Regions from separate parts of the Homo sapiens genome. Here region 2 is linked to region 1. Evidence: read pairs that join two places in POLR2A ChIA-PET (ENCODE). Cell type or tissue: Panc1. All regions are shown on one strand. Links, peaks and the distances in the headings refer to the core of each region. The heading gives the core; the rest is flanking DNA. Region 1 overlaps LOC107986663 (a long non-coding RNA gene). Region 2 overlaps ZDHHC14 (zDHHC palmitoyltransferase 14).

Region 1 (15,120 bases), core at 2,553-10,552:
CAGACTGTGTAGAGGTGGGAAGGCTAAACTGAGGAATTATGTCTGACAGAAGGGAAGAAATGACTGCGGTGGCCATCCCAGACCCTGTAGGAAAGGCCTTTACCTATCCAGTGAAAGCGTCTACCTAGACTAAGAGATATTTTAGTTATCTGACTTGGGGCATGTTGAGTAAAGCCAATTTGCCAGTCCTGGGTGGGGGCAAATCCTCGAGCTTGATGTGTAGGGAAGGGAGGGGGCCTGAATAATCCCTGAGGAGTAGTAGAATAGCAGATGGAACACTGAGAAGTTATTTCCTTGAGGATAGATTTCTACGATGGAAAGGAAATGAGAGGTTCTAAGAGGCGGGCTAGTGGCTTGTACTCTAGCATAGCCTGCCTTTGCTGGTGTGTGGCGATTAGGCCTGGTGGAACTGCCATCAATAAATCAAGCGTGATCAGGGTGAGGAACAGGAAAGAAGGAAATATGGGGAAACGGGGTGAATGTCAGGTGGATCAGAGAGATACAGTCATGGAGGTCAGGTGTGGTATCAGGAATAATGTGGGAGGCCAGATTGAAGTCTGGGCCAGGAACAATGGTAATTGTGGGACTTAACAAAGAGTGAGTACAGCTGAAGGAGCCGGGGAGCAGAAAGTATGTGCGTCAGGTATGAGGAAGAAAATAGATTTTGGAAGTTATGAGAAATGTAGAGAGTGGGTTGAGCATAGTTTGTGATTTTGAGGGCCTCTAAAAGTATTAGGGCGGCAGCAGCCGCTGCACGGAGACATGATGGCTAGGCTAAAACAGTAAGGTCAAGTTGTTTGGACAGAAAGGCTACAGGGTGCGGTCCTGGCTCTTGTGTAAGAATTCTGACCGCACTAACTATGCCTAGGAAGGAAAGGAGTTGTTATTTTGTAAGGGATTGAGGTTTGGGAGATTAATTGGACACGATCAGCAGGGAGAGCACATGTGTTTTTATGAGAATTATGCCGAGATAGGTAACAGATGAGGATGAAATTTGGGCTTGACTGAAGTAATGGGGTCTGTCTTTGAAGCCTTGCGGCAGTACAGCCCAGGTAATTTGCTGAGCCTAATGCATGTCAGGGTCAGTCTAAGTGAAAGCAAAGAGAGGCTGGGATGAAGGGCGCAAAGGAATAGTAAAGAAAGCATGTTTGAGATCTAGAACAGAATAATGGGTTGTAGAGGGAGGTATTGAGGATAGGAGAGTATATGGGTTTGACACCATGGGATGGATAGGCAAAACAATTTGGTTGATAAGGCGCAGATTCTGAACTAACCTGTAAGCCTTGTCTGGTTTTAGGACAGGTAAAATGGAGGAATGGTAAGAAGAGTTCATAGGCTTTAAAAGGCCATGCTGTAGCAGGCGAGTGATAACAGGCTTTAATCTTTTCAAAGCATGCTGTGGGATGGGATATTAGCATTGAGTGGGGTGAGAGTGATTAGGTTTTAATGGGATGGTAAGGGGTGCATGATCGGTCGCTAAGGAGGGAGTAGAGGTGTCTTATACTTGTGGGTTAAGGTGGGGAGATACAAGGGGAGGATATGAAGGAGGCTTTGAACTGGGGGAAAAGGCGGCAGTGAGGTGTGGCTGTAGCCTAGGAACAGTCAGGGAAGCAGATAATTTAGTTAAAGTGTCTCGGCCTAATAAGGTAACTGGGCAGGTGGGGATAACTAAAAAGGAGTGCTTAAAAGAGTATTGTCTAAATTGGCACCAGAGTTGGGGAGTTTTAAGAGGTTTAGAAGCCTGGCTGTCAATATGCACAACAGTTATGGAGGCAAGGGAAACAGGCCCTTGAAAAGAAGGTAACGTGGAGTGAGTAGCCTCCGTATTAAGAAGGGGACGGACTTACCCTCCACTGTGAGAGTTACCTAGAGCGTCTGTGATGGTCCTGCAGGCTTCCGAGGCGATCGGGCAGTGTCAGTCTTCAGCTGCTAAGCCGAGAAGATCTGGGAAGGAGTCATTCAGAGAGCCTTGGGCCAGAGTTCCAGGGGCTCTAGAAGTGGCTGCCAGGTGAGTTGAACAGTCCAATTTTCAGTGGGGTCCTGCACAGATGGGACACGGCTTAGGAGGAATCCTGGGCTGTGTGCATTCCTTGGCCTAGTGGCCAGATTTCCAGCACTTGTAGCAACCTCCTGGGGGAGGAGGTTCTGGAGGAACCCCTGGCAGCTGCGGTTCAGGTGTTTGGAGTTCTTGTGTGCTGGAGATGTGGCTGGGGTTTGTCTCACAGTGGAAGCAAAGAATTGCAACTTAGAAATATGTTGCTGCTTGGCTGCCTCTACTCTATTATTGTACACCTTGAAGATGAGGTTAATTAAGTCCTGTTGTGGGGTTTGAGGGCCGGAATTTAATTTTTGGAGTTTTATTTAATGTCAGGAGCAGATGGGGTAATAAAATGTATATTGAGAATAAGATGGCCTTTTGACCTTTTAGGGTCTAGGGCTATAAAGTGTCTCAGGTTTGCTGCCAAACGAGCCATGAACTGGGCTGGATTTTTTATATTTGATGAAAAAGAGTCTAAACGCTAACTGATTTGGGAGAGGTCAGATAAAGAAAAAGGAGAATTAACTTTGACTATGCCTTTAGCTCCAGCCACCTTTTTAAGAGGAAATTGCTGGGCAGGTCGGGGAGGGCTAGTCACGGAATGAAACTGTAAACTGGACCAGGTGTGAGGAGGGGAGGTGATAAAAGGATTATAGGGTGGAGGAGCAGAGGCTGAGGAAGAATTGGGACCTAGCTCGGCCTGGCAAGGAGGGGAGAGGTCAGATGGGTCTGTAGAAAAGGAAGATTAGAAAGACTCAGCGACGCTTGTGGTTGGGACTGAGGGGACAGGCGGGAGGGAAAGAAGGAAGATTTGGGACTAGTTGCATTGCGAACAGAGACTAGGGAGGGACTGATGTGTAAAACAGTGCCTGGATGTCAGGCCCCTCAGACCATTTTCTTATTTTTCAACAAAAATTATTTAGGTCTTGCAGGATGGAGAAATCGAAAGTGCCATTTTCTGGCCATTTAGAACCACTGTCGAGTTTGTATTGGGGTCAGGTGGCATTGTAGAAGAAAATAAGGCATTTAGGTTTTAGGTCAGGTGAGAGTTGAAGAGGTTTTATGTTCTTAAAGAACACAGGCTAAGGGAGAAGAAGGAGGAATGGAGGGTGGAAGGTTGCCTATAGTGAAAGAGGCAAGTTTAAAGAAAAGGAAGAGTAGAGACACAGAGGGAAGCGGTTCGGGGGTTCTTACCCTCCAGAAAAGCAGGAAAGGGGTCAGGGCGCAGAGATACGAGGTCGGGGGCGTGGAAATAAGGGATCAGGGCACAGAGATATAAGAGGCTGGGGCATGGAAATAAGGGATCGGGGCACAGAGACACGAGGTTGGGGTACTTGCCCTTCCCCTAGAAAAGTGGGACTTGCTGCTAAGGGTGAAGGAGAAGGGGTTGGGGGTTTCTTGCCTCCCAGAAAGGCGGAGAAGGGGTAGAGACACGGAGAGAAGGGGTTGGGGTACTTGCCCTTCCCCTAGAAAAATGGGACTTGCCACTAAGAGTGAAGGAGAAGGGGTTGAGGGTTTCTTGCCCCCTAGAAAGGCAGAGAAGGGGTAGAGACACGGAGAGAAGGGGTTGGGGTACTTGCCCCTCCCCCAGAAAAGTGGGACTTGCCACTAAGGGTGAAGGACCAAGGCAGGTGTCCTTGCGTGGTCTGACACCTCTGAAACATGGGTGAATAATTAGAGAGGCGTCCCTGCAATGATTAAACACCAAGGGAAGCCTGCCTTCCCAGTCCGTGACTGGCACCAGAGTTTTGGATCCACAGATAAAACGTGTCTCCTTTGTCTCTACCAGAAAATGAAAGGAATTGAAATTAAAAGAAGGGAGAGATTGAAGTGTGGCACCAAGATTGAAAGGAGAAAGAGGTGGAGGGATAGTGAGGGAGGTTGGAGAAGAGAGTAAAAAGAGGCTGCTTACCGGATTTGAAATTGGTGAGATGTTTCTTGGGCTGGTTGGTCTGAGGACCTGAGGTCGTAGGTGGATCTTTCTCATGGAGCAAAGAGCAGGAGGACAGGGGATTGATCTCCTAAGGGAGGTCCCCTGATCCGAGTCACGCACCAAATTTCATGCGCGTCCATGTGAAGGGACCACCAAACAGGCTTTGTGTGAGCAACATGGCTGTTTATTTCACCTGGGTGCAGGTGGGCTGAGTCCGAAAAGAGAGTCAGTGAAGGGAGATAGGGGTGGGGCCGTTTTATAAGATTTGGGTAGGTAAAGGAAAATTACGGTCAAAGGGGGTTTGTTCTCTGGCACGCAGGAGTGGGGGTCACAAGGTGCTCAGTGGGGGAGCTTTTTGAGCCAGGATAGGAAAAGGACTTTCACAAGGTAATGTCATCAGTTAAGGCAAGGACCGGCCATTTTCACTTCTTTTGTGGTGGAATGTCATCAGTTAAGGCAAGGACCGGCCATTTACACTTCTTTTGTGGTGGAATGTCGTCAGTTAAGGCGGAGCAGGGCATTTTCACTTCTTCTGTGATTCTTCAGTTACTTCAGGCCATCTGGGCATATATGTGCAAGTCAGAGAGGATGCGATGGCTTGGCTCAGGCTCAGAGGCCTGATAAAAAATACCCAAAACTACTGCAGCAATTTCAGCCACTACTGACCTTTTCACCTACTTGGTGTGAACCCAAAATACCAGAGATGGGTCTCACTCAATTGAGAAAGTTTATTTTGCCAAAGGTTAAGGACATGCCCGTGACACAGCCTCAGGAGGGCCTGACAACATGAGCCCAAGGGGGTCGGGGTACAGCTTGCTTTTATACGTTTTAGGGAGACATAATACATCAATCAATACATGTAAGATTGACATTGGTTCGATCTGGGTGGGACAACTTGAAGTGGGGAGGGGGGAACTTTGAATTGTATTTTTGGTTTATATAGGACTGCCTTTCTTCCTTTTCTCCCCATGGGTCCTGTAGGATCTATGATGAGATAATAGGTATTTTATGCTCCAATTTTCTCATAAATCAAGGACATGAATACCCAATGATCTCAGCTTCTGGTCATTAGAGATAAGCAGTGTTTCCATGGTGTCTCTGTTTAATTCTAGTCAAAAGCAAAGGAACATGATGTATTGGTTAGCCTGTGTAGCATCATTGCAGCCTGATGGGTGACACTTCACAAACTTGTAGTATGCTAAAAATAGGCCACGAAACCCAATGGACTCACCCTGTTACTGGTGGAAGGTGTCCAAGTTACTAGCAGTGAATCCATACGGGTCTGCACCAACCTCAATTCTTGCCTCCTCAGAAGAAAGAAATTGGACTTAGGGGCACAAGGCAGAAAAAGAGACCGAGGCAAGTTTCAGAGCAGGAGAGAGCAGGAAAGAAAGGAAAGTACACTTACTTGGAAGAGTCTCAAGTGGGCAACTTGAAGAACGAATGTGGCATTTAAACTTGATCCTAGGACTTTATAGCCTGGCCCACCTCTGGTATCTTGCAGCCCTTTCCCATAATTCTTCCCTTAGGGTGGGCTGCCCACATCTACAGAGGGGTCCTGACGCCTGGGAAGTGAGCATGAGCAGTGGGTTTACGACGTTGTATGCGGCATGCTCCCTTTTCCGGTGGAGGCCCCCAGAAAGTCATACTCCACCATTTTGTCGCTTAACGCGCATGCCTGAGCTCACTAGCCCAATAACTGAGACTTTATTGGAAGTCCTTTTTGCTTCTCCCTGGCATCTGCATTAAATTAACTCTTTAATGTTAACAGCCCTGGATCTTCAGGAGATTGTCTCGCCCTGGCGCTGGCTGCTGAATAATCACTTTTAGAAGGGCAGTGTGACCATTGTCACACCATCACCTGACACCATCACCTGACATTCCTGGTGGGTAGGGGAGAGCCCTCTCCTGCCCTGCTCAGGCCTAACTACCTGTAACAGACCCCAGTGACACCCTAGAGTCAGGATGTGTGCTTTGGAACAATGGACCACAGCTAGAAAAACTCAGAGCAGTTGAACCCAAGTACCATCTGCCAGCTCCATAAGAGTAAAGATAACCTCATAATGTAACCACCCAATGGGCTTTTCTTGCCTGCTGCCCAGGTAGAGCCGATTTATTAAGGCAGGGGAATTGCAATGGAGAAAGAGTTTAATTCACACAGAGCCAGCTGAACGGGAGACTGGACTCTTACTATTACCCAAATCAGTCTTCCCAAGAATTCAGGGGCTAGGGTTTTTCGAAGGTAGTTTGCGGAAAGGGGTGGGGGTGGCTAGGCAATGGGTGCTTGCTGCCAATTGGTTGGGGGTGCAATCAGAGGGGTGTGGGAAATGGTCCTCCTGAGCTGAGTCGCTTCTGGGTAGGGCCACAGGAACACTTGGGGGATCCAGGTGGAGCCATTATCAGTGTGAGACATGCAGAAAACCTGAAAAGACATCTCAAAAGGCCAATCTTAACGTTCTACAGTAGTGATGTTATCTGCAGGAATAACTGTGGAAGTTGCATATCTTGTGACCTCCGGAGTAATGGCTGGCAATTGTTTATGTCTCCACCTTAGCCAAATTCAGGTTCCTCTATCCTCCTAGCCTGGTGGTCTCTCATTAGCTTTACAAAGGAGGTTCAATTTGGGGGAAAGGCTATTATCATTTAAACTATAAACTAAACATCTCCCAAAGTTAGCTTAGCCTAAGCCCAGGAATAATTAAGGGCAGTTGAAGACTAAAGGCGAAAGGGGGATTGGCCAGATCAGATCTCCTCCAGAGCCATAATTTTCTCAATGATATAATTTTTTGCAAAGGCAATTACAATAAGGATAATAGTAATATCCTTACATGTTCCACATACCACGACAAGCATTTCCTATGCATTGCTTCAGTTAATTTTCATATCAATCTTATGAAACAGGATCCTAGAGATGAAAGCCAAGGTCCTGCTGAATGGGAAGCCAGGTTGAGAACTTAGTCCTTTCTGACTTCAAAGCTTGTGCTTTCACTCCTGTGTTATGTTGGAATGCGAGCTTTGAGGATCTCTGAAAAAAAAAAACCATATTAATATGCTCAGACTGCATAACAAAATGCCACAAGCTGGGTGGCTTAAACAGACATTGGTCTTTTTACAGGTCTGCAGGCCCTACAGGTGCCCTCAGGGTTGGTTTCAGGTGAGGCCTCTCTTCCTGGTGTGCGCAGGGCCGCCTTCTTGCTGTGTCCTCACTCAGCCTTTTCTCTGTGCACCTGCAGAGAGAGAGACAGAGAGAGAGAGAGAGCGTGCTCCGGTGTCTCTTTCCCTTTTTTTTTTTTTTTTTTTTTGAGACGGAGTCTTACTCTGTCACCAGGCTGGAGGGCAGTGACAGGATCTCGGCTCACTGCAACCTCTGCCTTCCAGAGTCAAGCAATTCTCCTGCTTCAGCCTCCCGAGTAGCTGGGACTACAGGCACGCACCACCATGCCCAGCTAATTTTTGTATTTTTAGTAGAGACAGGGTTTCACTGTGTTAGCCAGGATAGTCTCCATCTCCTGACCTCATGATCTGCCTGCCTCAGCCTTCCAAAGTGCTGGGATTACAGGCATGAGCCATTGCCCCCAGCCTCTTTCTCTTCTTCTAAGGACACCAGTTCAGTGGATTAAGGCCTCATTTTTAGGGCCTCACTTAACCTTAATTACCTTTTTATAGGCCCTATTTCCAAATACTGTCACACTGGGGGGTTGGGCTTCAACCTATGAATTTGTGGGGGAGGGGGGACACAATTCAGTCCATTCCAAAAGTCCTTGCCGTTTTGTCATAGGCGTGTGAACCAGAGCAACTCCGTCTTGAGTAGGAGCTAGGTAAAATGAGGCAGAGACCTACTGGGCTGCATTCCCAGACAGTGAAGGCATTCTAAGTCACAGGATGTGACAGGAGGTCGGCACAAGATACAGGTCATAAATACCTTGCTGATAAAACAGGTTGCAGTGACGAAGCCGGCTAAATCCCACCAAGACCAAGATGGCCACGAGAGTGACCTCTGGTCGTCCTCACTGCTACACTCCCACAGGCACCCTGACAGTTTACAAATGCCATGGCAACATCAGGAAGTTACCCTACGTGGTCTAAAAAGGGGAGGCACGAATAATCCACCCCTTATTTAGCACATCTTGAAGAAATAACCATAAAAATGGGCAACCAGCAGCCCTCGGGTCTGCTCTGCCTATGGAGTAGCCGTTCTTTATTCCTTTACTTTCCTAATAAACTTGCTTTCACTTTACTCTATGGACTCGCCCTGAATTCTTTCTTGTGCAAGATCCAGGAACCCTCTCTTTGGGTCCGGATCGGGACCCCTTTCCTGTTACATTTCTAGTGTGTACATGGCCACCTTCTTGCTGTGTCCTCATGCGGCCTTTTCTCTGTGCACCTGCAGAGAGTGAGCTCTGCTGTCTCTTCCCCTACTTCTAAGAACACCAATCCAGTGAATTAAGGCCTCGTCCTTAGGACCTCTTTTAAACATTTGTGTGTGTGTGTGTGTGTGTGTGTGTGTGTGAGAGAGAGAGAGAGAGATGGAGTTTCACTCTGTCGCCAAGGCTGGAGTGTAGTGGCACGATCTCAGTTCACTGCAACCTCCGCCTCCTGGGTTCAAGTGATTCTCCTGCCTCAGCCTCCCAAGTAGCTGGGACTACAGGCACCCATACCACCATGCCCAGCTAATTTTTGTACTTTTAGTAGAGATGGGGTTTCACCATGTTGGCTAGGATGGTCTTGATCTCCTGACCTCAAGTAATTCACCCGCCTCAGCCTCCCAAAGTGCTGGAATTACAGGCATGAGTCACTGCTCCCGGCCTGGCCTCGTTTAACCTTCATTACCTCCTTACAGGCCATTTCCTAATGCAGTCACACTGGTGGGCAGGGCTTCAACCTGTGAATTCTGGGGGGGACACAATTCAGTCCATTCCAAAAGTCCTTGCAGTTTGTGTGGATCCACTCGGGGGCCGCTGCCTAGGGCAGGCCGGTGAGGCAGCCTGGCTATGCTCCTCTCCTCCCCGGAGTCACACTCACCTCACAGGTCCAGACACCTGGTCCCTGGGCTTACCTATATGGAAAGGGTGGTTTTTTCATTATTAGGCAGATTTTTCTGGGATGGCCTTCTTTGTTCTTCCAGAAAAACACCAGTTTGCAAGCAGAAACGCCCTCAGCTTGGAGGAGTGTGGTCACATGTTGAAAATGTGGGAGCTTGATTCAGGCAGCTCTGAATTCAAGGACTGGTTCAGTTGCCTACAGGCCACGTGACCTTGGGTAAGTCACGCAATCTTCCTGAGCCTCACTTTTTCCATGCCAAGATTCGCCTCCCAGGGTTGCTGTGGCAGAGGCGTAGATGAGCCAGCTCTATACTGCACGTGACCCTAAAAAGGATTCAGAAAACATTAGGCCCCAACAGCATCTGCGGGGACCATCTCCTTAGGGTCCCCAAGGCGTTGCCCTGCCCATTTTGCAGACCTTTTGTTGTCAACATTCAGTTAACTTAGAGCCACATTCATCCTCCAGGACCTGCAGGGTGGTGGACAAAGGCCGCATCCCCTGAAAAGCAGGCCCTGATCTGACGACTGTTCTGAGAGCCAGCACTGGCCCCAGGTTAAGAGCAGAAGGTCCCACTGCTACCCTGAGAGGCTCAAAACTAGCCATTTCCATCCCTGGGCTTCTGTGTCATCAGCTCTAAAATGATGTTGAGACCTTTGGTTCCCAAGGGGGAATGAGGGTTTCGTGTGTTGCCTAAACACTGTCCTCACCCCCTTGATCTGAGAGCAGACCAGGAGCCAACAGACTGATCAATGCCAGCTTCACTTTCCCACTGCCCAGGCTGGCCCCCAGGGAAGAGCAGGACTTGGAGGGGGACTGGCAGGCAGGATGGGCACTGGTGTATGTAAGGCAGTGCTGCCCAGTGAAAGAGGTGCCCCTTTCAGATCCACCAGCCTCTGATGGAATCTAAGCTCTACTTTTTGTTTAACTGGCCCCCTGAGGGCATGCTTCAATCCTGGAGGTACTGCAACATACGTCAATGTGTGAAGTAGACTCAGCACGCTCCTATCCCATCTCCCTCCTCCAAAAACTCATTTGATATATGTCCTCTAGTAGAGGATGTATTGATATAGGAGCTAAAAAAGAAATTATTTAGGCAGTTAGTGAGGGTAAGAGAGTCCTTGGTAAGGTTTCCCTTTTAATAAAAAGCCGTCCCCAAATCATTTCTTTTCTAACAAAGAGCAGCCCGAAACATCAAGCTGCAGACATAGAAAAGCAAGCTGGAAGCTTGCACGCTTGAATACCGGCAGCTGTGCCAATAGGAAAAGGCTACCTGGGGATCAGGCATATTCAACATGGAGGCTTCATGTTCCCTTCTTTGTCAACCATGTGTGTAGTAAAGGAACAGGCCACATGGCACCAACCAGGTAGAGAACCCATCTGCATAATAAAATATTAGGATGGGGCAGCCAGCTTTGTGCTATGTAAATGGCACACCTGCTCCAACCAATCTTTGGGCCCTGTGTAAATCAGACACCGTCTCCTGAAGCTGGTCTGTAAAACCCTGTGCATTTCACCACGAAACCGGAAGACCCACTCGGGAGCCTCTCTCACTGCAGGAGAGAACACTTTTCTCTTTTCTCTTTCTCTCACCTATTAAACCTCCACTCTTAAACTCACTTCTTGTGTGTCCGCATCTTTGATTTCCTCGGTGTGAGATGACAACACCACTTCAAGTATCAGATGTTAAACTGATAACAGATACTCGACTTGATCTTAGCCAAAAGGCCCAGAAGCTGTTGAGCTCTCCTTCCTGCTCTGTGTACCTGGGTGAGTGTCTGGGTATCTATAGGCCTCAGTTTTCCTTGTCTGTAAATTGGGCACAATACCACATTTTCTGCAGTATCACAGAAGGAGTAGATGGTCCATGCAGAGCACATGGTTAACATTAATATGTAGCTCTTAATAAGTAGTAGTTACCATTATCTCTGCCATCGTGATGTCACTTATAGCTCTCCTGGAGATGGCTGCAGGTGTGAAGAGAACTAGAGCCCAGTCCTTGGAATGCTGCAGAATTGCAGGGTGCAGAGGAAGAGGGCTGACCACACCTGGGAACATGACTCCTGTGAGCTGGCATCTCCCAGTACGCGACGACAGGGTCCTCCCACACACAGAATCCCCTCCTTGAAATTCCTGGTCACAGACATAGAACAGGCCAGCAAGGCAGGCATGGTGGCCAGGCAATGTTTTTCCTTTTGCAGTCAGCATATTTGCCTCAGGAAGAGGGGACTTTTCGGCACCCTGATGTCCCTCTGTTTGTCCCTTCACTGGAGAGCAAGCAGGTATGATTGAGGTCACTGGGGGAGGAAGGGACTGGGAGAAAGAGCATTTCTCATATGCTTTCCTTCCTAACCTCTGATGGACTTCACAAGTGTCCCTTTAACTCCTCCAGGTTGATAAGGTTCTAATGGCACCTCTGAGACCTCGAGCCTAGGTTCTCACCTAGGACAGGGAGCCACCCACAACATGGAAGCCAGAAACAGGCTAACTGGTGGCCGCTTCTTGCTCATCCATGGAGAGGAAAAGCGAAGCAAGGGTGAGGCATGGTGGGGAAACCCTGGTCAAAACTCTCTCGCCCTGAATATTCCCCTTAGAGGGCAGCTGCCTGGATGGGGGCACCCTGACTGGCTTGGCCTGGATTGACGAGCTGAACTCTGGCCAGCAGCCTGGGTCCACGGATCGCGAGGCTTATCGGAGTCTTCCCTGAGACAGGGTTCTGTTAGGAAGGAGGAAGCAGATGGAAGGTGGGCAGGCAGCTGACGGTGTCCACAACACCATCATGGAAATCTTAAATCTAAAGAGAATTGATTTCACCTGATGGCTGAGCAGAAGCATGTGTGACCAGAAAAGACCCTTGTACGAAGCTGGCCTGTGCCTCAAAAAAGGATGTCAGTCCAGGTTCTTTGCACCCACAGCGGGGAATGCAATGTCAGAGCTGGGGAGTGGCCTGGCAGGCTGAGGGGAGCGGCTCATGGACAAGGGCCATTGTCATCACCCATAGCTGTGGTGGTACACAGGATATCTGCTCTGCCAGGAGGGGCAGGGAATCAGCTGTGTCCTGGCCTCTCCCTGTCTCTCATTCTCTAGCCCAGCCATTTACCCCTATTGCTTATGGAATTCAGCCCTGGAAGAGATGTTCTATCTGCCAGGAGCTCCACCAGCTCATGCACAATCTGGCAAAGGTGCCAGAAGACAGAGGTGTCCCCAGAGGGAGCCCTAAGCAACCAGCATCCCAAATGACCACAGATGTCTGCTTCCTGCCTGAGTGAATTTTCCTTTCTCAGAAATGCAATACCTCATTGACTTGTATTATCTTTGGAATGACAATGGCCTAACTAATTGGGAATGCGTGACTTCAATAAACAGTTTCACCAACTGCTCTTTCTAAAACTGTTTTCCAGGTCAACTAGTGTGTGAGAAGCAGTTAATGCTTTGAGTTTTAGGAGAGAACAGGTCCTCTTCATTCTCTGCCCTAAGGTATCTGCCAACATCTCGTAAATCCAGGCTCACATGATAGCCTGGGCCCTAGGATGACCACGGGAATTTATCCCTTGTGTCTACACTGATGGATGTTGGTAATTTTCTGGAATATTGGGCTGAGAGGCATTCTGAGGCCACACCAGAAAGAGCCCTGTGTGTCATTCACAATGTCTGCCATGTGCAGAGGAGAGAAACGGCACAGATGCCACACACTGGATATCCCAAGGCGAAGTGGCCTTCCATATATACCATATATATTCCAAGGTCAAGAAGCAGGTACTGGCCAGGCACAGTGGCTCACGCCTGTAATCCTAGCACTTTGGGAGGCTGAGGCAGGTGGATTTCCTGGGCTCAGAAGTTCGAGACCAGCCTGGGCAACATGGTGAAACCCCATCTCTACTAAAATACAAAAAATTAGCTGGGAGTGGCAGTGTGCACCTGTAGTTCCACCCACTCAGGAGGCTGAGGCAGGAGAATTGCTAGAACCCGGGAGGCAGAGGTTGCAGTGAGCCGAGATTGTGCCACTGCACTCCAGCCTGGGCGACAGAGTGAGACTCCGTCTCTTAAAAAAAAAAAAAAGAAGAAGAAGAAGCAGGTATCTATCTACCAGAAGGACACAGAGTCCCATAGAACCACGCCCTTACCCAGGCTGAAAGAATTGCGGCCGTGAATAAACATTTCCCCTCCCTATGCCTTCCTCACGCTCAGGGACACAATCAAGAACATTTTTCTGAATTAAGCGTTCTTTCTAATTGGATACTGATGGCATAAAGAATGTCAGTTTGGGCTGGGCACAGTGACGCATGCCTGTAATCCCAGCACTTTGGGAGGCCAAGGTGGGTGGATCACATGAGCTCAGGAGTTCAAGACCAGCCTGGGAAACATAGTGAGACCTTGTCTCTACCAAAAATCAAAAGAATTAGCCAGGTGTGGCACACACCTATAGTCCCAGCTCCTTGGGAGGCTGAGGTGGGAGGATTGCTTGAGCTGGGGAGATTGAGGCTATAGTGATGTATCACTGCTATAATCAAGGCTGTAATGATCACGCCATTGCACTCTAGCCAGGGTGACAGAGTGAGACCCTGCCTCAAAAAAAAAAAAAAAAAGAGTAAAGAAAAGAAAAAAAAAAGAAAAGGGATATCAGTTTTATCTGTGTGTGTTTTTGTTATTCTCTTTTATAAAGATTTGGGATACGTGGCCTATAAAAAGAAAAAAAAATCAAGATAAAGCCTAAAAAGTAGGCATTTTGGCTCCTCTGTGTATTTGCCATGGGTTTCATCTGAGAGAAAAGCTCAAATTACATTAAACTCATGCGTAATTTGATGGTGTGCAAACCAAGGAATGAAGAAATCTTGCAACACAGTTTTGTTTTCCAGGGCTGAGTTTCCCAAACAGTGAATTAGAGCAACCCTCATGACGAAATTGGTCAGCCCTGGAATCCCAGCTGATCTGACCCAGGCTCTGCAGGGAGAAGCCTGGCCTCGGAGCAGCAGGGGCGAGGCTCTTTTCTTGCAGCCTGGAAAATAGCCCCACCCAGTCAAAGAACTAGTGAGCCATTTCCCCAAAAAAGGATCCCAGGCTCTCCCCAGTCAGAAGCTTAACTGAAGCCAGAGCTGGGTGGACCCTCGCCCACCAGGAATAGCGGCTATAATGACAAGGGTCATTGTGTGTTTTGCTGCTTAATGAAGCAGAGACATTCCTCAGGCATTTTGTCCTGGACACAGGTAGGAAGGAGGGAAGGCAAGGTAAGAAGAAGGTGGCTAAGGCTGCCTCCAACCCAGACACTAGGAAACATGGGGGAAGAGAGCAGGGGACCCAAATGTTTAAAAAACCATCATGCCGGCCATCACGTTTTAAGCAACTACTTAAGGCCAGGGCTGTCTTAGGTTCTTTTTTCATTTATAGTCACAATAGCCCTAGGTCCACTGGATGGACAAGAAAGCTGTGGCTGCAAGACTGATGCTGCTTGCCCAGGTCTCACACCTGGAGTGGCAGGGCTGGGCTCATGTTGAGGCAGCCACGTTCTTCCTGTGGCACTGGGAGGCGAGCCGTTGTCTGCTACGGGGAGACCAGCAAGAGAGAAGTGGTCAAGGTCTTTTCACAAGGAGGGAGGGATGCTTTTAGCATGAGCGATTTTACTTTGAAAATGTTCAAGCTTATATGGTTTTCTAGGGAGGTGTTTTGTTTTGTTTTTTTCTTAGTGCATTACATTCTAAATTCAATGCCCTGGAAGATACTGAATAGATGGGACAAAATCCATTAGGCTGGATGATTTATGGCTTTTCAGCATTTAGCAGGAGTGGCTTTCAATGTGAAATTGGTTGCGTGCAGCAAACCATTTTAGAAATTTGTCTCACGTTGCCCATAAGTGATTCATGCCATGCTTCCCATGCCTCTTTTTGGGAAAAGGGGAAACAATATCAACACAAAGCAAATTCAGTGTCCAGTACCTCTGTCCTTTGCGAACCCCTGCTCAGCAATCCCATGCCCGTCTGTCATCTCCGCACTTGCTGGGCTGCATTTTACTGGCCAAACAGCAATGGCTGTGACACCTGATCCATCTAGCCAGCGTTCGTCCCTTGGTTTTTTTGGTGTTTGTTTGTTTGTTTTGAGACAGGGTCTTGCTCTG
Region 2 (15,120 bases), core at 4,406-12,405, 64 kb before region 1:
TCAGGTTGGAAATGCTCGCGGGATACCCCGAAGGCCCTTGCTGGCCCACGCTGCTCACAGGGAGGCTGCCCATCCTCACTTCCCTCCTGCTGATTCGCTCCCTGCTTGGTCTTGTGGCACCTACATTATGGACCCGAGGTCCTGCTGGGCTCCTGCCTGGGAAAAGGAGACTTAACTTTAAACCCAGAATATCCCAGGGCAGCCAAGAAAAAGACCCTAACAAAACCCCATTCCCCCTGGAGAAAAGTGGGGTCTAAAAGCAAGGTCTGGGAAGAGCCAGCAAAGCTGTTCCTAGCGCAGGAGAAGTGAGCAGTGTGGGCAGCACCCTAGCCTGGGTCTCCTTAATCCTTTCTGGAAGCAGGAGTGAATTTCAAGAACATCAGACACACACCCACTCTGCGAAGCAAGGTGCTGGGTGCTTTAACGTGCAAAGTACAGAGACATTTCTTCGGTGTGCCACTGACGCCCCTCCCCTCATCGATGCTGTGGTTGCCTAAAGGTTCTGTGTTCCGACAGGGTGCTTTCTGTTTGAAATATGTGCCTTGGAGAAGAGTTCCTCCTCCAGTGAGTCTATTAAGAAGTATTGCACAGATTATTTATCCTAAGTTTGTGTTCCGGAAGAGTAAGCATGCGTTGGGTGCTACTGGATTGCTGTGTGTTTTTGAAAAAACATTAGTTCTGGTTATTAGAGAACCATGTGCTGAGTAGGGCTGGATCCCATCAGCACATCTGTTGGTATTTTTGGTGCCTGTCTTTCCTCTGGACACCTGTGGCTTTGGAGGTGGCATGGGAATGCCAGCGGGAGCTTATGTGGTGAAGCCCTGTAGCTCCTGAGGAAGAGTGTGCCAAAGTCAAGGGCCACTCAGGGGTCTGGCCCGCAGAAGCCCTGGATCACAGTGACTGGGAGTGCTAGAAAGGAAGATGGGTCCTGCTTGTCAGTGTGGTGGGGGATTCTAGCATTAGAGAAATGCTAAACTCAAGACCTCCCAGCCCCTTCCGCTGCTGAGATCCTGAGAGCTTGAGAGTGTCTGTTGGGGTGGCTGGTTTATGATGGATGAGTTTGATCTGGGGCACACTCATAAAAGCCGTCCTTTGATTGATGGCAGAGCTGCCCACGCTTTGTCCTCTCCAAATCTGTACTCCATCCAGAGCAAGAATCTGTAAAGTCCCAAGTTTTTAAAACTGAAGGAAGTTTCCCAGCTGACTTGCCTGAGCACAGGACTGGAGTCTAGAGGAACCTCTGCAAGTGACCTCTGCAGCGTTTTCTCGGGCAAGACAATAACTTATATTTTCACATTTTCAGTGACCTCATATCTAATTTCCTGACCATGCAATAAAAATATTTTGACGAGAAATAAGGGCACAGGCAAAGCTTTCTCACAGCAGATTTACTCTGCAAAATATCCAACTAAAAACAATGTCATTGAGGAAGCGAGAGAGATTAGAAACAAAAATGGCTAATAGACAACCATCTAAGACACCTTGGCAGAAATATCAGTGTCAATGATGGAAACATTGATACACTGAAAGCTCTTCATCAGGCCCACATAAAACCCAGCAGAACTTTAGGAGAAAGGAACCGAGTAGCTTCTACTGTAAGTAAGCCCGGACTGGGTGGTATCTAGTGCCAGAGTGTGGCCAGCCCAGGGGGAGAGGGAGGGAGGAGAGGGAGGTGGAGGCAGGGGAGTAGAGGAGGCCCTAGATGACTGTGACAGAATGCCTGACTCATTTTCAGGTGCTCAGCAGGCCCCTTCCCAGTCTGCACCATCAGCCCTCCCAGGGGTGAGGGATAGGGCAGGGTGCCCACTGCTGGGATGCAGCCTTGGAGGGTGCACTTCTGGCTCAGAGTCCATAGTCGGTTCTCCCTCCCTCCGTCCTCCTCCTACTCCTTCCTTCCCACCTCCCATTGCCTGCACCAAACTCCATTTCCTCCCCTTTTCTTTGTATCAGAGAAGCAGAGGCAGTGGGGAGGGGCCTCTCAGGGCCTGTGGCCATGGAGCGGCTGCCCCGTACCATGGACAAGAGCCCCCTGGCCTTCTCCATGGACACAGACAAATGGAGAGACTTCTCAAAAAAAAAAAAGGGACTGGGCCCTCTGTCCACACAGCCAGGCATGTTCAAACAAAGGAGATCCACTCAGCAACTATTTCCTGTAAAACCATTCTACTCAACAGCCACCATGGGCAAAACCTGACAGGTCACAAGGTCGAGAACCATCCGCCTGGGCCCTGGAAGGATGACAGCGGGGAGACACACAAATGCACCGTCTCGCCCTCTTCTGCCAGCATCTGCTGCTGCCCAGATCTGGGTTCTCACTAGGACTCCTTATGCAGAATAAGGGTTGGGTGCCATGAAAAAGACACAGCCTGTGCTTGGGGTGGGGTGTCCTGCAGGGACATCAGGAGAGGCAGTGGCAGGGACCTCCGTGCAGGGCTGTGGGAGATGGGTGGGTTCTAGTGGGGGACATGGAGGGAGAGGTCCCAGGCAGCGCCCACAGCCTGAGCAAGGCCCAGAGGATGGTGCCAGGGGCTATCAGGAAGGGGCAGCCCATCTGCAGGGCCATGCCTGGCATCCTGGTGTTGTGCCCACGCACTCCACATTGGGCAGGGTGCCCGCTTTGGCTGAGCATCAAAAGGAGGCAGGGCTCCCCATCAACATGTGGTCTGCCCTGCATCGTGTGAGCACACAGGTGCACTTACACACCCAAGTGTGCGACAGAAAACTGGGAGGGGCTGTGATAGCTAAACCCCGATGGGGTGGGGGCAGGCTTGACAATGTTGAAGACTAAGGGGGTGAGGTCCCTTCATCCCCTGCATGCTGGCAGGTAAATGACATCATCAGTGCTGGGTTTTGATGCTTGTTTTAAAGAACATTTTTTTCTTTTGTTGTTGTTGTTGAGATGGCGTCTCACTCTTTTGCCCAGGCTGGAATGCAGTGGCGAGACCTCGGCTCACTGCAACCTCCGCCTCCCAGGTGCAAGCTATTCTCCTGCCTCTGCCTCCCAAGTAACTGGGATTACAGGCGCTCGCCACCAAGCCCGGCTAATTTTTTATATTTTTAGTAGAGATGGGGTTTCACCATGTTGGCCAGGCTAGTCTTGAACTCCTGACCTCAAGTGATCCACCTCGGCCTCCCAAAGTGCTGGGATTACAGGCGTGAGCCACTGCACCCGGCAAGAACATTTATCTTGCATCAGGGGACACAACAGAGTGGAACAGATGTTTGCAGAGGAAAGGCCCCCACGGGGGAAATCGGTGGCAGAGGGACAGCTCAGTAGGGAGAAGCAGGGCAGTGGGATCCGTGCCTGGGGAGGGGTGAGGGCGGAGGAGTAGGAGCGTTCTGCCAAGAGTGCCTGGGGGAAAGGGTTGCGCTGGAAGGGGGATACAGCTAGTGCCAATTTGGGGAGCCGTGGTGAGTTCTGTCTAAGATATGTTTACAAAAAGAATCTAAAAGATAACACACATGAGTCTCCCCATTGGCCTAGAGTGACCTGAAGGTCCTTTCTTTAGTTGCCTGCATGTAATGTGGAAGGAGGGAAAAATCAGCTGCTTATCAATGAGAATGTCGCAGCCTCATAGGAAATGTTACCTGTCAGGTGCCTGTCCGGGAAGCCATGTGGTGATGCCGCCTTGGCTTCTCCGATTCGCGGAGGCCAAAACCCTCAGAAACACCTGCTGGGGAGCCACAGGGGCCCTGGGCCTCCCTGAGGAAGACCCCAAAAGGGGAAGCCCTGCCTATCAACACTCATTTCAATGTAATGTAGCATTAACATCCAATTAAAGGGATTACAGCCATTTTTAATCATGACTTATTGTTCAGCTCTCTTAAAATGTGGAGAGTTTTTTGTGGTTGGTAAATCAAATGTTGATTGATTCTCCATTTGCAGAGGCTGTGACAGAAAGCGTTTTCATCCCCAAGTTGCATTCACTGGACACTGACCCATCTGAAAGGCACAGTGGCCTAATACACATGGTCTGTTTTAATGGAATTTTCTAGGAGGCTCCAGGTTGGCCCACAGAAAGGACACCACAACGGGAAAATCACGAAGGCAGCACAGGTCTTTTCCAACTTGTCCATCCTGATACCTGCTGATCCTGAGAGGGACCCCAGAAAGTAGGTAGGACAGGTGTCCTTAGGCTGCTTCCAGCTGCAGCTGTGCTGAGAAGTGAATGACTTACTCAGGGGTGTCCAGAGCTGGAGCCCAGTTCTCCCAACTACCACCCTCCCTCCCACCAGGGGACTGAGATACTTCCTGCTACCCCTAACCAGCCCCACTGAGGGAGGGTCAGGAAGAAAAAGCATCAGATTGTGTCTCATAAGACCACAAGGTGGGAAGGAGGTTGTTTGCTTTTTCAAAGCACCCAAGTCCTACGAGAATATGTTCTCGTTGTAAAAAATCCCCAATGGTCCAGAAATACAAGAGCAAAAAGAAAGTGTTTCTCTTGACCCTTCCTCCGTTCTGCTGTAGGAACCCTTGCCAGCTTTGGTGTGTCCTTCCAGATGGTCTTAGAGTTTGAATACATCCGTGTGCATCATACACATATGCTGATACGGGGGTGGGAGGACTTTACCTAAAAAGGACTCTTTTTTTTGCATGGTTCCACAATTTGACTTTTTAAAATATTTCCTGGAGATGTTTCCATGATGATACATAGATCTACCTCATTTTTTTAACTATTTCGTAGAATTCCACAGTGTAGATGAACTATAGTTTAGTCTTCTGTTGATGGATATTAGATTTAATTTTTTTTACTGTTCAAGAAATGAAGTAGTGAATTTTCTTCTGTGTATCTCTATGTGCACATATTACTGTGTCTCTAGGGTTGACAATGGGTGTGCCATCTCTGAGTTGAAGGGAAGCACATTTAAATGTCGATAGGGATGCCAAATGCTCCTCTTAAGACACTGGACAAGTCTGTGCTCCTGTGTCCCCACACCTTTATGGCACTGGCTGTGAACAGTCTTGTCATTTTGGCCAATTCGATGAAAAGAAAAATATTACACTGTTTTAATTTCCATTTTCTGGATAATAGATTGTACCTCTCTTTATGTTCATGGGCCTTATTTTTTCTTATCACAATGTATGCCAGTACATGTCCATGTATCAGTTGAGTTATTTGTTCTTTTTCTACGAACATGTAGGGGTTCTTTATGTTTCTCAAAAATAATAATAATAATAATCTCTTAAGCATCCTTTGCCAATCTCCAAATCCAACATTTACCTTTTAACTTTACTTTTTTACACGGAAGTGTTTATTAATGAACACAATCTGTCAATCTCATACTACGTGGCTCCTCGGTTTGTGTCTTATATCCTTACCCCAAAGTTACATGAATGTTGCCTTAATCTTCCTCAAATACCTTTATATTGTGTTTCTTACGTTTGGTGCAGTAATTTATCTATCAGATAATTTTGTGGATGTGGTGCAAGCTGAAGTTCTAGCTTTATTTTTTTCTAAATGTTTAATGAAGTGTCCCAACTCCACTTACTATTTCATTATTCTGTTCCAGCAAGTCTCAAACTTTTTGGTCTCAAGACTCCTTTACACATTGAAAAATTATTAAGGACCGCCAAAGAGCTTTTGTGTATATTTTGAAGATAGATAGATAGATAGATAGATAGATAGATAGATAGATAGATAGTTATCATGTTGGAAATTAGAACTAAAAAAATTTTAAAACACAAGAATGCACAAGCCCACATTGTATTTGAATGAGAGCAAGGACATCATCTCCCTGGCCATTCTGGAATCCGGGAATTCTGGACATGTAACATATGTGGTCCCATGATCTCTCACCTTTTGTGATCCTCCAAATACTGACGCATCCTAACCATTCTGCCTCCTGCACAACCTTCTTCCCTTACGTACCTTCCTGCTGCAAACAGAGCCCCTATTCCCTTAGGGCAGGAAGCTGGTCCTTCCCTGCCCTGTCCTGTCCCCAGTGCAGGGCTGGGTGCATAGAAGGACACAGAGCCTGCACTTCTGGGATTAGGCAGGAACTCGAGAGAAGGGTCTCTGCAGAGCAGTGCTTGTCAGAGTTTTTCAATTCCACAAACGTTTAGTGAGTACCGCAGTGTGCAACCTCTTAGGCTAGGGCTGTGGGGAATGTAAAGCCATCCTTCTGGCCACAACGGGGACAAACTTTCTTAGCAGGGGTTGTGGGGGAGACAGAGGTGCAGTGGTAGCTGCTATGATTTGAAACCCATCCTCGATGCAGTAAACAAAGTCCCAGCTGCTTATGAAATTGGCTTCCAGTAGAATTGGGTTGTTTCCTCTCCTTTCTCTTTCTAAAAAAAGACGGTAAATGGGTTTTGATACCTTTAAAAGAAATTTCTGTTTCTTGACCTTATTATGGCATAGATATTTTCAGCATATAGCCAGTGGGCCAGTAAGGAATGTGTGTCTGTATATCTGTATCTGAGTCTGAGAGTGGATGTGAAAGGGAACAAACCATGTCAGCTGCCACAGGTTCGCGAATCCTGGAGAAGCAGGGGGTTGGGGTAGGTCTAGGGCCACCTGCCCCTTGGCAAGAATTAGGAAGGGGACCAGCCTAAGACTCTTCTGTCATCCCAGCAGAGCAGACTTCCGGCATTCAAGTCCTAGCTCTGCTATTTCTCAAGCAAATTACTTCATTGCTTTCTGCCTCAGTTTCCCTGTGTGTTAAGAGGGAGTCATGCTTCTCCCTGGGTCACTCTGAGGTTTAAGCAGAACAGGACCTGACACACCCCAGTGATGCCAGCCATTGTTATGAATGATGATGCTGACGGTTCCTTGAGACCTCCTGAGTCAGCTGGGTCCCAGGGTGTGGGTAGTGCCAGCAGGCTGCATCTTGCATCTCGCATCCTACTTTGGATTCATGTCATTTTGACACAGCTGCAAGCTGACAGTGGAACTGCATTCTGCAATTTACAAAATGTGTCTAAAGCACATGAGATATTAATAGAAAAGCTGGCCGGGCATGGTGGCTCACACCTGTAATCCCAGCACTTTGGGAGGATCACCTGAGGTCAGGAGTCCGAGACCAGCCTGGCCAACATGGTGAAACCCCGTCTCTACTAAAAATACAAAACTTAGCCATGCATGGTGGTGGGCACCTGTAATCCCAGCTACTCGGGAGGCTGAGGCAGCAGAATCACTTGAACCTGGGAGGCGGAGGTTGCAGTGAGCTGAGATCATGCCACTGTACTCCAGCCTGGGCAACAAAAGCAAAACTTCATCTCAAATATATATATATATATATATATATATGCTGTATTTTTTTATTGTTGCTATAAACCTTTAGAATTCTATATCCGCTGGCTATGATGCCTCCCGATGAGGGTAAGGAGCATAGTTGACATTGTCAAAGGAGCTGCAGCCACTTTCAGTCTGGGATTGTCACTGCTCGTACATGCCAGGTTTCATATGGTTCATACATAGGAATGTTATATGCATTTTGACTTTGCCATCATTCTACCTGGGTCGTAAACTCTTGGTGACACATAAGTATTTCTAGGATTGCAGTTTGGTTCTTCATGTATTATTCAGTAAATAAATCTGGTTCTGTTCTTGATTCTTTTCTACCCTGGCTATTTCTTGTTTCCGTTCCATGTGTCCCCTCCTCTTTCTGTCTCTTGTCTTCCTTGTAGCTGATCCAAACCCATCACTAGTGTCTAATGTCATCTCCCTCTCACACACCCCAGCTTTCCTGACTCAGTCTTCCCACTGGCTCCCGCATTGTGTTCCCTGGACTCTACTTCACCTCTTCTTTCCAGCCAGTGCATGGCCTGAATCCCAGGGGAGTTGCCTCCCAAGTCTGTCCCCTCCTGGCAGGGGGGATGTGGGTGGAGAGAGGGGCCTCTTTAGCCCCGTTCTGTGGGAAGGCAGTTGAGAATGAGACCATCTTTGCTGCCTGGGCCACCATCCATGTGTCCCCATGTGCACACAGAGCCCCCACTGTAGCCATTTGCCCAGCAGGGGTTGCCTAGGCTGGCAGCAGCTGTGGGTAGGGGGTCTGCCTTCCTGTGTCTCTCTGGTTCCCTACCACTCCCCGCTACCGTCTCCTTCTAGAGCAGACCCAGTGGTTTAGTGCGATGTTGAAAGTCAGTCAACAGGCAGAAGCCCATTCACTCCTGTTTTGTGTGCAGCCTTGTATGCCCAGATGGTGGCATCGGTTAACCATGGCACAGCAGACCACGGCACCGCACTGGGTAATGTGCTCAGCCCTCTGGTCTAAAGATGAATTATCTCCAGCCTGGAGAAGATCATCACTGACATGTTCCAGCATGATGTATATGGCATTCATCCTCGGAAACATTAGGAGAGCAGGCGCGTTTCTTTCTCCATCCTGTAATGTATCGATAGCGGATGCCAGATGTATGTGTAAACTCCCAGACCCAGGATGAATGGATTTTTCCCCCTGAGAAATATCTGTATCCTGTAAATAGAATGTTATAAACATTTGTGGGACAGAAAAAGTCTCTGGCCTTTTCACATTGCCACACTCTCGGGTGATGGATCTGATCTGCTGAAGAGCACCAAGCTTTTTCCCTTTGTGTTGGACACGTCTTGTGGAACTCTTGACTTCCTCTCTCTCTATGTCCTGCGAGAACTCGTGGTTCCCAGCTGCCTATCAAGCAGCTGAGGATGGCCTTATAGGTCAGGGGTTGGCTGAAGGGCTGAGAAAACTCCCCCAGGTAAAAATACCCCTCACCCTGACGTCACTCCGAGAAATCCCACCGCCGGTTCAGGGGCTTATTTTTCCTTCTTCCCCTTCTCTGTAAGCAGAGAAGAGGCCGTCCACTAAAGCAGAGGGCTTTCTGGGCCTCAGAAGCCATTCTCCTCAGGGGAGACGCCTGTTGGCACTGCAGTCCTCAGCATTCAGAAGCCAAAATTAGAGTCTGTGATTGATGTGCGAGTCAATATGTCGTCCTTTCACCCAGAGCCTGAGCTGCAGCCAACTCAAACCAGTGTGCTTCCTGATCAGGATGCCACAGTCGCTGGCTCCACAGTGAGGCACAGAAAAAGGTGAAGTTCAAGTAGAAGTCAGAGGAAAGAAGTGAGTAGGTGATGCCCAGGAAACCCTCCAGGCATCACGGAGCCACAGAGGCTGCTCCACGCCGGGGCAGGTGACACCCCCTGCCCTGACGGAGGCCTCCATCTGGTTAGACGAAATTCCCGGAAGAGCAGGAAGCAAGGCAAGGCCGGGTGAGAGAGAGGCCAGCAACTAGAGAGAGGCCTGTGCCCGGGGGTGTTTCGGTTCCAGGCCTCCATCACATCCACTTCTTGCGCGGTCCCTCACTTCCGCTTGCCTCCTTGACTCGCATCACCGTCCTGGAGGCTGTGGTGTGCTTCTTCTCTGTCTGGTCCATCGTTGGCCTCTCAGGATTCCACACCTACTTGATCAGCTCCAACCAGACAACAAATGAGGACGTAAGTTCCTGACCACACGGGACACGGGCGTGTTCTTGGGTTTTGGGCAATGGAGGAGAAAAAGGAAAGAAAAGGTTGAGCCCAGCTTTTCCCATACATCCCGTTCCAGATGTGAGCCCTTGGGAACAGAGACGGTGCCGTGGAAACTTCTCCACCTGCCGTTCTGCACGTTTCTCTTCTGGGAATCTCCACGTTCTCTGTTTTTCCGACCACATCCATTAGTTACTAAGATTGGCCAAGCAACACCCATTTCTGGCCCTGAAGAGAGTGTTCTTTGTATTCCTTTGAAATGGTTTCGTAAGCTTCTTATCACACTTCCCCTGGTAGAGACCATGGCGGGCCAACATCTTGGAGTGAACGTTTGAGTCTGCCTTTCATATTTAATGTCTCTGTGGGAGGAAATTGCCCTGACCCAAAATTTAACTTTTTTATTCAGGATTATCTGCCTGCACTTAATACAGATGGAGAGGAAGTATGAAAATAGGAAACAAGGCCGGGCGCGGTGGCTCATGCCTGTAATCCCAGCACTTCGGGAGGCCGAGGCAGGCGGATCACGAGGTCAGGAGATCGAGGCCATCCCGGCTAACACAGTGAAATCCCGTCTCCACTAAAAATACAAAAAAATGAGCCGGGTGTGGTGGCAGGCGCTTGTAATCCCAGCTATTCAGGAGGCTGAGACCAGAGAATCGCTTGAACCCAGGAGGCAGAGGTTGCAGTGAGCTGAGATAGCGCCACTGCACTCCAGCCTGGGTGACAGAGCGACACTCCATCTCAAAAAAAAAAAAAAAAAAGAGGAAACAAAATGTTAGAGAATGTTTCCAGAGCAGCGTGGTCCTCTTTGCTCTTTATACTTAGATTTTGATAGAAGTCTCTATCCACACTTGAATTAAATGTCTCAGGATAGGTCCAGTTACCTTAAACAAAAGCTTGAGAAAATAGGTTGTGATAAGACACATGAGATAAGAGAATATTAATACAGTTATTTGTACTTGGTAGCTACAAATATTAGAATATGCAAAACAGACCATTTTGGTCACAAGAAGAGGCTGAATTATTTCAGTCTGTAAATTAGCAATTAGGGGAACCATTTCACCTACCATTCATTTAATTATTATTTAGGGCACTAAATGTGAGTATGAAAAAAATCTCTGCTGGCTTATATGAGATGGCCTTTTAGTACCATGTGGTACAAATAAAAGATGACTGTCCCTGAGAATGTTATTCTTTCCCTATTCTAACCTGCTGTTTTAGGACATTTCCAAGTTTGGAGTAAATGCCCGTTTTCTTTAAGAAAAATACCTCCATTTCTTTGGATTAAAGATGATTTGCATTCTTTATGAGCCTCTCATGGTCCAGCTCACCTCAACTGTGCGTTGGTGTGGAAGATATTGCTTGTTACTGACTTTCCTTTTCTTTCAGATTAAAGGATCCTGGTCAAATAAAAGAGGTAAAGAAAATTACAATCCCTACAGCTACGGAAATATCTTTACCAACTGCTGTGTTGCCCTGTGTGGGCCCATCTCACCAAGGTAAGACTCAGGACGCATCGTGCTCTTCAACAGACCTTGGAAAACCGAATGCCTCGGCCGTTAGCACAGGCCGCCCGCCCTGGTGGAATGGGTCGCCGCCACCACGTGACCACTTTGTGCCGCGTGGATGTGGCCTTCGTGAAATCGAGATCTGGCTGTTTGTCGTGTCACACTTCACACCTTTTTTGATCTTCAATTGAATCTGTGTCTGATTGGGGGGAAATTTCCTAAAGCCCAAAATAGAGAGACAGATGCCTGTGGCCCTGCTAATGACTGAGGCCCTGCTAATGACTGAAGGTGCGTGCAGGGAGCTGTGGTTAGCATCGTCAAGGAGACAGGACACATGTGCAGGAAGGAAGCAGCCAGAAGTCTGAGGAAACCAGTTTCGAAAGTTGATTTGCACACAATAGAAATGTTCATAGGGAGAAAGCCACATGGGCCGCAGTCGTTGATACTGTGGTCATGGTAATAATGACGATGACACGAACCATGGCAGTAGCTGACCTTTATTGAATCTGTGTTAAGCTCTGCTCTAAGTTCTTTATCTGCATTAGCCTTTCACAAGCTCACTCTGTACCTATAGGTAGGCACCGTTATATCCCATTCTATGGATGAGGAAAGTGAGGCACAGAGTTTAAATAATGTGCCCAAGATCACACAGCAAGTAAATGCCGGCTAGTCAGGACACACACCCAGGCCACCCAATGTCAGAGCCAGTATGTGCCCACTGAGGCACGCTGCCTCCAAGTCAGAGTGTACAAGTTCAAAATACAGATTCTTTGTGAGTTACACCTATGGAGAATATTTTCAACTGATAAATCAAACCATGATCAACAAATAGATATTGAGCAAATCTACCTGGTCTCTAGAATGAGTTTCCAAGTTATTACTGCTTCCTACCTTTTGGTCTCCAAATGTGTAAAACAGGGAGAAATGACAAAAGCCACCATGACTGTGTCCAGGGCAGACCCACTGTGCACCCAGACCTTACCGATATGCGCTTGTGGAATGCAAACTTCATTTGATTATCAGCCTCAGTGAATCCTCATTAGAGAGGTAAAAAGAATTCAAGAAAAAAAAAATCCAAGCATATATTCCAAGGCCATCTGTGCACTGGCATTGAGTTATTACTTTGAGTCACCGTGGTGCTACTGCAAAACTAGAACTTGATCATTTTCTAGCTTTAGCCTAGAAACTTGGGAGCCCAGCATGCCACTGTCCTCCTGAACTAGGGGTCCTCAAGGCACCCCTGACCTCCTCAGAGGCTTAGAAAGGGCAGGCGAGGATCCTGGGTTAGAGGAGCTGCTCAGACCACAGGGGTCAGACATGCCTGGGCAGGTGCCAGCTCCTCTTGAAGAAACCTCCTGACTCACCTAGGGATCCTTCTGGGAGCTCTTTAAGCAGAAAGTCTCTCAGGCAATGGCTTGATTTGTCACAGCGTCCATGGTGCTTCCCGCTGGCTTGTTTGTGACTAGCAGGGCAGGTCAGGAAACAGTAAGAGCCAGGGAGAGCTGGCCTCTTTCCCCCACCTGCAGTGCGTGTGTGGGTCTAAGAGAGGATGCCGAGGCCTCAGTTCTGTCCAAATCTCCCTTCTTGTTCCTGAGTCCTTCATCTGCATATGGCACGGCTTTATGTTGTTTAGAGACCACAAACTGTCACAACCAAAATTATTTCCACCACTGGGTTAAATGTGCTGTTTTGGCTGGATTGGGGCTGTATCTTTTCCAAAATCCATGTTCCTTTGGGTGGGGCATTTCTTGAGGATGGTCCTACCCTGAGAAGTGTTTGAATCGTTTGTTAAAAGGTAAACTGAAGGACATTAAAATAGTGAAGAGTGTATTTGAACAGACGGCGATTCATGAATCTGGCAGCTCCAGACTTGAAGCGGTGTGGGGCAGCACTGAAGGGGCTCCGGGGGAGGCTTTTATTGGGTGAAGGCAGAGCAAGACAAATAAGACATTTGCTTTGTTAAAGTGGGGCCGTAGCTTTCCTTGGGTCATTCTGGAGCTTGGGCAGGGACATAGGCCACTCATAGGCTTCCGGGCTGGCCCCAGGCAGATGTGAGGGGGTGATGCCTACCTTTGCCCCTCCCTCTCGTCCCCTCTTGCCTTGCCCTTCCGCTGTGCCACCTCGACCCAGCCCCTGTGCCCTTAAGTGGGCCAGGGCCTTCCCGGGCATCCCGGCCAGGCCTACCCACTGAGAGTGTCCCCTTCCTCGGACCCCTGGGCCCAGACCCCTGTGCTTGAGTTGCCCCTCCTGGGTTCTTAAATGGTGCTGTGCCATGCAAATAAGGCAGAGAGAGTTCTTGTGTTCCCCTCTGGGAGTCTGCTTACCAAGAGTTCAGAGACCCACATTCGGTTCCTGCAGTGTTCCCAGAGGCAGGGATGGCAGCTGGCTGGGTATGGCCAGGTTTGGAGGAAGGAGTCCTCATATAAGCCTGGCGGGAGGAATGGAAAATTGGGAACACAGAAAGGCCCAAGGAATGGTCAGTGTCACACCAGACTTGGGCTGGTTCTGTGGGTCATGTGGCCACCATTGACTGCCCATGTGCGGTGGAGCCAGTTCCGTGCCAGGCGCTGGGGGTGCACGGGAGAGGGGCTGGCTCTGTGCCAGGCGCTGGGGGTGCACGGGAGAGGGGCTGGCTCTGTGCCAGGCGCTGGGGGTGCACGGGAGAGGGGCTGGCTCTGTGCCAGGCGCTGTGGGTGCACGGGAGAGGGGCTGGCTCTGTGCCAGGCACTGGGGGTGCACGGGAGAGGGGCCAGCTTCTGGGCAGCAGGGACTGTCCATGGGCAGGCAGTGCACAGTGAGGTGCGTGGGCCGCCCAAGAGTAGGTCTAAGCTGTGAACTCTCCCAAGGGTGAGAAGGAGTTCGGAGGAGGAAGCGGTGGGGAGGAGCAGGGTTTTGAAAGACAAAGGGGGCAGCTGTGCAGGGACCCGAGGGTGAGGGTCCTGGCTCATCCCAGGAAACACTGATGGGGTTAATGTCAGGAGTGGGGGGCGAAGGGAGCTGGGCCGAGAACCAAGAGGTGAGACAAGACAAGGGGCGAGTCCAGGTGAGGAGGAGAAGGACGGGCAGAGCCTCATTGGGCCGTGTCCAGAGCTTCGCAGCACTGGGAGCCCAGCTGCTACATTAAACAGGCTGGACGCGATGGGATGCTGGCCGAGAACGCTTGATTTTTTTCTCCCTGCTGTCCCTTCAGACTCTTTTGATGACCTAGTTCTTTTTCCGCTCCTGGATAAAATCCCCTGCAAGCCCCTTAATTTCTCTTGTCATTAAAAAAAAAAGAGAGAGAGAGAGCAAGAGAGAGCACGTCAGAGCACTTTGCCTCCAAAATAGTGTCATTTCAGTGCATCAGAACTGCCAAGTTTATTGACAGTTAACACTTCCCATCACTTCACCTGACCCTGGTTGGGAGGACTGTGGGGATCCCTGTTTCCCTTGAGCTCTGCCCCCACCCATCAGCTAGTCCTGTCTCCCCACCAGCTTGCTGGCCAACAGTGAGGAGGGGATTTGGGACAGGGGGTCGGTGCTTTTGGTCCCCCACCAATGCTCTAACCTGGTGGGGTCTGAGAGCACCTGACTGAGAATTTCCTCTGAGGACCCCCCATTGCAGTTCCCTGATGGAGACACCTGCCACTGCAGCCCCAGGTGGGCCCGCGGCCATGAGCCGTGCATAGGCCTCTCTGTGGGGCTCCCTCTGCGGCTCTCTTGGGCTGAGTCCTGTAGTAGTTTCCTAGGGCACTGCAGTCCAACAAGTGCCATGAAATGGGAGGGTTAAAACAACAGAAAGTTGTTCTGTTATAGTCGGAGGCTCGAAGCCTTAAATCAAGGTGCTGGCAGGGTTGTACCCGCCCCGAGGCTGGGGAGAACCCTTCCTTGCCTCTTCCTGGCACCTGGTGGGGCCATCAGCCCTCCACGTTCCTTGGCTGGCATATGCTTCATCGCAGGGTAGCCTCTGTCGGCCCATGGTGTTCTTCCTGTGTGTCTCTGTACCCTCACCTGGCATTCTCTTCCTCACCTCTTTCTCTTCTTATAAGGACACCAGCCACACTGGACAAAGGCCCACCCCAATTGAGTGTGACCTCATCTTAACTTGGTTACATCTGCAGAGACGCTACTTGCAAGTAAGGTCACACTCGCAGGTACCAGGTTAAGACTTCATATCTTTCTGCACAGTT

What was found. Peaks named below come from ENCODE experiments on the same cell type or tissue, not always from the same donor. Only the 100,000 strongest peaks of a DNase experiment are listed, where the experiment ranks them.
Region 2: POLR2A ChIA-PET joins it to region 1 with 11 read pairs; 4 of 35 experiments call an interaction of 5 or more read pairs at or near these places.

Annotation. Positions count from the first base shown.
Region 1 is chr6:157,701,989-157,717,108 of GRCh38, forward strand. It overlaps LOC107986663 (a long non-coding RNA gene), which reads left to right. Exons shown (of 3, transcript XR_001744427.2): 2 at 9,097-11,293; 3 at 11,404-12,401. It also overlaps the pseudogene LOC124901555. Among named protein-coding and RNA genes, the nearest start is that of SNX9, 110 kb to the right of the region's middle. RefSeq lists enhancers at 4,130-4,695, 8,610-9,809, 9,640-10,245, 11,177-11,678, 11,679-12,178. In Panc1, for the core only: no CTCF peak of the experiment used is centred there; no DNase peak of the experiment used is centred there.
Region 2 is chr6:157,636,427-157,651,546 of GRCh38, forward strand. It overlaps ZDHHC14 (zDHHC palmitoyltransferase 14), which reads left to right. Exons shown (of 9, transcript NM_024630.3): 6 at 9,311-9,413; 7 at 10,833-10,942. Among named protein-coding and RNA genes, the nearest start is that of MIR3692, 110 kb to the left of the region's middle. RefSeq lists enhancers at 9,195-9,695, 11,590-12,789. In Panc1, for the core only: no CTCF peak of the experiment used is centred there; a DNase peak (open chromatin) is centred at 8,117.